Linked DNA regions of Homo sapiens: region 1 is linked to region 2. The links are chromatin loops, found by intact Hi-C in ENCODE. Cell type or tissue: heart right ventricle. All regions are shown on one strand. Links, peaks and the distances in the headings refer to the core of each region. The heading gives the core; the rest is flanking DNA. Region 1 overlaps LOC105370003 (a long non-coding RNA gene). Region 2 overlaps LOC105370003 (a long non-coding RNA gene).

The links. A loop is a pair of places that touch in the nucleus more often than their neighbours do. Peaks named below come from ENCODE experiments on the same cell type or tissue, not always from the same donor. Only the 100,000 strongest peaks of a DNase experiment are listed, where the experiment ranks them.
Region 1: a loop joins it to region 2, with 4 times the contacts of the local background. A loop is called at or near these places in 7 of 110 quality-filtered maps.

What each region holds. Positions count from the first base shown.
Region 1 is chr12:115,435,558-115,438,474 of GRCh38, reverse strand. The region is part of intron 2 of LOC105370003 (a long non-coding RNA gene); the gene reads left to right. Among named protein-coding and RNA genes, the nearest start is that of LINC02463, 450 kb to the left of the region's middle. In heart right ventricle, for the core only: no CTCF peak of the experiment used is centred there; a DNase peak (open chromatin) is centred at 1,114; H3K27ac peaks cover 1,783 bases.
Region 2 is chr12:115,622,808-115,625,724 of GRCh38, reverse strand. The region is part of intron 1 of LOC105370003 (a long non-coding RNA gene); the gene reads left to right. All of the region lies in intron 2 of LOC105370002 (a long non-coding RNA gene), which reads left to right. Among named protein-coding and RNA genes, the nearest start is that of LINC02463, 260 kb to the left of the region's middle. RefSeq lists an enhancer at 1,600-2,116. In heart right ventricle, for the core only: no CTCF peak of the experiment used is centred there; a DNase peak (open chromatin) is centred at 1,674; H3K27ac peaks cover 1,563 bases; H3K27me3 peaks cover 769 bases.

The DNA of each region.
Region 1 (2,917 bases), core at 91-2,590, 190 kb after region 2:
TTTACATCTTGTCCTGAAATGTTACCTCCTCAGTGAGTCCTTTCTGGGCCCTTTACCTAAACCTGCTACTGCAACACACACACACACACACACACACACGCACACACACACACACACACGCGCACACACATGCTCTCTCTCTCTCTGTCTGTCTTCCTAGCCTCCTTCCCTGCTTTAATTTTTCTTTGTCTAATTTGCTATGTAGTTTTCTTATTTATTTTATTCTTTATGGTCTATCATCCTACACAAGAGTGGGGTGGAATCTGTGTTTGCTTCGTTCACTTGTTCACTGCCCTATCTCCAGTCCCTAAAACACTGCTCAGCCAAAATTAGCACTCAAATACTATTTTAATAAGTGAATGGGCAAGTGAATGAAAGGGATTTATTACTTTTGTTTCATAGAAACTGAGGCTCTGAAGGGTTGAATCATTTGTCGCTGCAAATAAAAGGCAGATCCAAATTTGATTCTTCTTCTGCCTGTCTCCTGAGCTAATAGGCCCTGTTGAGGTAACTGACACCCTCTGTCTGGCTGGAGGAAGACAGGAGTTAAATACATAATTATGTATAGAATGAACTAATTGTGATTTTAGTAGAGCTGCTATGGACAAGTGTAGAAGCTTATGGTGAATTCATCGAGGAATTGATTCAAATATTTCAAATATTTAGGACCACTTTTCAGATCTCTTTATCTTTTTAACAAATGAAGGGGGGGCAATCCTATCTCAACAATAGGATATCAATGTCCATTGCCATTTTAACAAAAGCCCAAATGAATGAAGGGAAAACCATCACCGACAGCATATGTTTATCCTCATTGTTTCAAAGTTAACCAGTCACGGCATTCTGTTTTTTAAATAGACTTTCTGAAAAACAACAATATCCGCCTGCCATCCACACCCTCCCTAACTCCTCCAAAACAAAACTGCCATAAATAGGACTTGGGAAGCAATCACTGGCTGGTGCTGACTCAAATATGAACAGTAGAAAGTTCAGACTGCATCACACAATGGCAGGTTCCTGGAGGGAGTGTGTGTGTGTGAGTGTGTGTGCATGTGTGTTGGCAAGGCCAGGGGTGGTTGCTAGAGTCTTTTCAGTTGCAGAATGAGGCCCGCCCACCTTGTTTTTTGAATGCTCAGATGTACACAGAAGTAAAATGTGGGATTCTGATGTATGAGCAGGAAGTTCCAAGGCCGTGACACCTGCTGCTATTGATGGCAACATAAAAGCTGGCACACGTGGCCTTCCCACTGAGGCTGTCTGATGCACCAGGTCTGGCCGTCCTTGGAAAACACTCACATTGTGTGCTCTGAGGTCTTAGGGGATGTCCTTGGCCTGACCTCTCACAATAAAGACGGGCTGTCACTGGGAGCTTCTCCCATGCAGGCCCTGTTCCAAGCATTTTGGGCAGCATACTGACTCATTCAATCCTCAGGACACTTGGAGGCAGGGCCTATTTCCTTCCCCTTGCTTTGTAGGGAAGGTGTAGGTCAAAGAGGTAGAGTGACCTGTCTCTAGGCACAGAGCTAGGAAGTGGCTAGAATTTGCATAAGGAGAGCTGCATCCAAAGGTGGCATTGAAACTTCCCCATATACTTGCTCACACCCTTGGGCCTCTCCTGACTTTTATCCAGTGTTGCAAAGGCCCTTGCTCTGAAAGAAAATAATGTCAACACCCCTCACCACCCACTAATTTAAATGTCTATCGATTCCCTATTTAGATAACCCTGATTTCTGGAAATCCTCATATCAACCCTCTGTGGATTGAACAGCCCTGTTATTTAGGCATAGAAATTCGGGAAAGTGAAAGAACTTGGATAAGATTCTATAGCCAGGGAGTGGGTAGAGTCATGATTTGAACCTAAAAATGTCTAGGTACAAAAATGTCTATATTCATTCATGTCTATGTTCTTTCATGAGTTGATTCATGAATGTCTTGGATGTGGTCCTTGCTATTACGTTCTCCAACAATTTTGGTGTTCTATTGCCTTCTACTAGTCATAATCACCTTGCTGGCTGATTTTGGTTTTCTCCCAGTTCTAATTGGTAATCTGGGACAAATTGTGTCATCTGTTTGTGCCTCAGTTTTCTCATCTGTAAAAGGAGAGGATCACGTTACCTGCTTCAAACGATCATGATGACAAAATGAGCTCATATAAGCTTACAATTACATGTGGCATGTGAACAATTATTTTTATTATAGCTGCTGCTATTATTATCATTATTTCCCATTAGAAGCTGTTTTTCCTTTTGTCCAACATAAACCTTTCTATTGAGTCAGTACTGTCTCTTTGTCATTTCTACCTACCCATCTTTACTTATTCAGGACCCTCCTGCTTCAAACATCCAAATTCTACCACCTTTCAAGAGCTGCCATCTTCATGAAGCCTTCCCTGGTTTCTCTAGGTCTCATGGTCTTGTTTCCCATCTCCAAGTCACTCCAGCTTATGCCAGCCACCTCATCACAGGATCCTGTGCTGCCATGAGTATGCCCTGTTTCCAGAATGTCATTGTCCCTTCTCCAACCCTACTAATAGGGCATACTAATAGTAGCGCAGTATAGCACACATACTAATAGGTGTAAGTCAAAGAGGCAAAGTAGGTCAAATAGGCATGTGGTGTACTATACTGCCCTACTATTAGTGTACCCTGTTTCCTGAGTAATGGTCCTCTCCTGAATCAGGTGCTGATATCTGGACTTTGTACTCTGTTGGCTAGAGAGTGAAGAAAAGTGTCAAGACTGCTGTTGGGTACAGGGAAGATCACTGGCCTTTGGGTCTGACAGGGCTCTGGGTGTGTGTACCAGCTTGACCGACTATCATCATTCAACCTCTCAGGTCTTCTTGTAAGGTTCCTTGTCCATTACATGGCAGATAATGTAGCTAATTTTTAAAGGTGGTTTAGAAGTAACCAATGGGAGA
Region 2 (2,917 bases), core at 299-2,798:
GGATGGGTGTTAGAGAATAAATACTTGTCTTCTTCCCCACTCAGGGAACGTAACTTTAAAGCATGTTCTATGCAGCCTTTCAGAGTTCTCCAAAGGATTCAGTTTCCAGTTGGCCACTGTGGGAACCTGCTCCACAATGCAGTGTATCGGTTATCTACTTTTGCATAACATGTCATCCCAAAACTTAGTGACTTAAAGCAACAAATACCTACTATTTTACAGTGGGGTAGGGTTTCAGATAAGGAGTAGTTGGGTGGATCTGGCAGGTTCTCTCATGAAGTTGCAGTCAAGATGTCGGCCAGGACTGTGATCTCATCTGAAGGCTTGACTGAGGCTGAAGCATCTGTTTCCAAGCTTACTCCCATGGCTGTTGGCAGGAGACCTCAGTTGCTCACTACATGGGCCTCTCCACAGGGCTGTTTGAGTGTCTTCTGACATGGTTTCTGGTTTCCTAGAATATGACAATGGCTGTCTACAGAAACTAACGATTTGTTCTTCTTCTCACTCTGGGACAATTTTGTCCTCTCTATTACTCAGGATAGACTAGTTGCTAAAACCACCACCACAACAAAAATCTTCAAAATGTCCATGGCTTAACTCAAAACAAGTTTGTTGCTTGCTTGGTGGCAGAGCAGGGGTGGGGAAGACCCTGCTCCATGCAGTCTTTCAGGGTCCCAGGTGCCTTCCATACTGGGCTCTGCTTCCTTTTATTCTTTAGCATCTTCTCAATCCAGATGGCAAATGGGGATTGTGAAAAGAGCATGGAGCTCCTGAGAAAGACGCTGTTGTTAGGGCAGCTGGGCTTGGAAGTGGCACACCTCAAGGCTGCCCAAGTTCATTGCCCAGAATTCACACTCATGGTCTCCCCTAACTTCAAAGGAGGCTGGGAAATGTGATCTTGTTGGGTGCCAAGGGGAAGGAAGCTAAGTAGGTTTTTGGGGAGCAGCCAGCTAGGCTCTCCTACATCTTCTAACAACCCCCAAAGAAATGGCAATAACTCAAACTAACCCCCTTTATTGAGCTCCTTGACACAGGTCAAGCCCTTTTCCATGTTCTGCCTTTTTTCTCAGTCTGATGACACTTTGAAGCAATAGGAGAAGCAAATGCATATGGCACTGACTGTAGTAACTTAACCCCTACAGCAACCCTGTTAGGGCTATTTGCCTTTTATATTATTTGCATTGTAGAGATGAGGTTTTTATTTGCATATTATTATTTGCATTTTAGAGATGAGGAAACTAAGACACAGAGAAGTTTGGTCAATTGCTCAAATCACACAGCTCAACAGTGACAGGTGGGATTTGAACTCAAATCCTGTGTCCTTTCTAAGCCACAGCTGGAGTGTGACTCCCAGGACTGGACCAGCCTTGTTTTGATCCTCCTTGGGAGGAATGAACGCAACTGTGCTGTCTAGTGTGATAAAAATCTCTGCAGCCGTTGGAGCTCAAGGAGGCTCTTCCCAGATTACCCCCCTTCCCTTTCCTAATGAGCCGGGAGATGCCGGCAGGACGGCGGCAGCCAATGGACAATTAGCGGAGAGGGCTGTCCCAAACGGGCTGGGCCCAGCATCAGGGCCCTAAGTGTCTGCTTATTAAATCACAGCTTGGCCTGGAGCCCGCGGCTCTGCCCCCTCCTCCTCCTCGCCGGGACGCCACACACAGCCCTTCTGGAGGCAGCCCCCTGGGATAAAGCTCAGCCCACAGGATCCGGGGAAAACACAACTAGAGAAAGGCAGGAAGACATTCCGGCCCAGCACAAAGGCCCAGGCGTCAGAGGAGATGGGTGGGCACATTCCTCTGCACAACAGCAGAGGGGATCACCACGCACCTCCTGCGTTGGGTGTGAGGTCAAGCCTCTCACCTCTTTGAGCCTCAGTTTCCTCCTCTGTACAATGGGGATTTTCCAGTGTCTGACTCACCAGGATTACATGAAGTGATGCTCATAAAGGCTTAGCACCTGGCTTGGAGCAGAGTAGGGATCTGAACAATGCTCTCAGCTACTTAACAAAATGCAGATTCATTGAACCAAACCCACACCTGGAGGCTGGAGCTAAGGAATCTGCATTGTGTATGTTCTACACCAGGGCCGGAAGCACAGTATAGGTGGATAAATAACGCTTTGAACAGAAGTCAGCAAACTTTTTCCTCTAAAGGTCCAGAGAGTCAATATTTTCAGCTTTGCTGGCCACACTGTCCCAACTTCTCAACTCTGCTGATTCAATACGAAAGCAGCCACAGACAACGTGCATTGAATGGGCCAGGCTGTGTTCCAATAAAACTTTATTTGTGGACACTGAATTTTAAATTTCATATCATTTTCACATGCCATAAAATAGTTTTCTTTTTTGATTTGTTTCTCAAGCCTTTAAAATATTCAAACTATTTGTAGCTCATAGGTTATATAAAAATAGGCAGCGTGTCAAATTTGGCCCAAGGGCTGCAGTTTACAAACCCCTGTTCTAGAACAGTGCTGTTGCTTAGAAATATAATGTGAACCTCCTGCACAATTTTTAATTTTCTAGTAGCCATATTTAAAAGCAAAGTTTAAAAAAAAAAACTAAAATGTGCTTTAATAATATAATCAATTTAACCCAGTATATACGAAGTATTAATTTTTTACTTATTTTTATTTTTTGAGACAGGGTCTCACTCTGTTGCCCAGGCTGGAGTGCAGTGGTGTGACTCCAGCTCACTGCAGCCTCAACCTCCCAGGCTCAAGCAATCCTCTTGCCTCAGCCTCCCAAGTAGCTGAGACTACAGGCACCTGCCTCTATGCCTGGCTGATTTTTTATTTTTTGTAGAGATGGGGTCTTACTATGTTGCCCTAGCTGGTCTCAAACTCCTGGGCTCAAGCAATCCTCCTGCCTTAGCCTCCCAAAGTGCTGAGATTACAGGCCACTTATTATCATATGTGCACC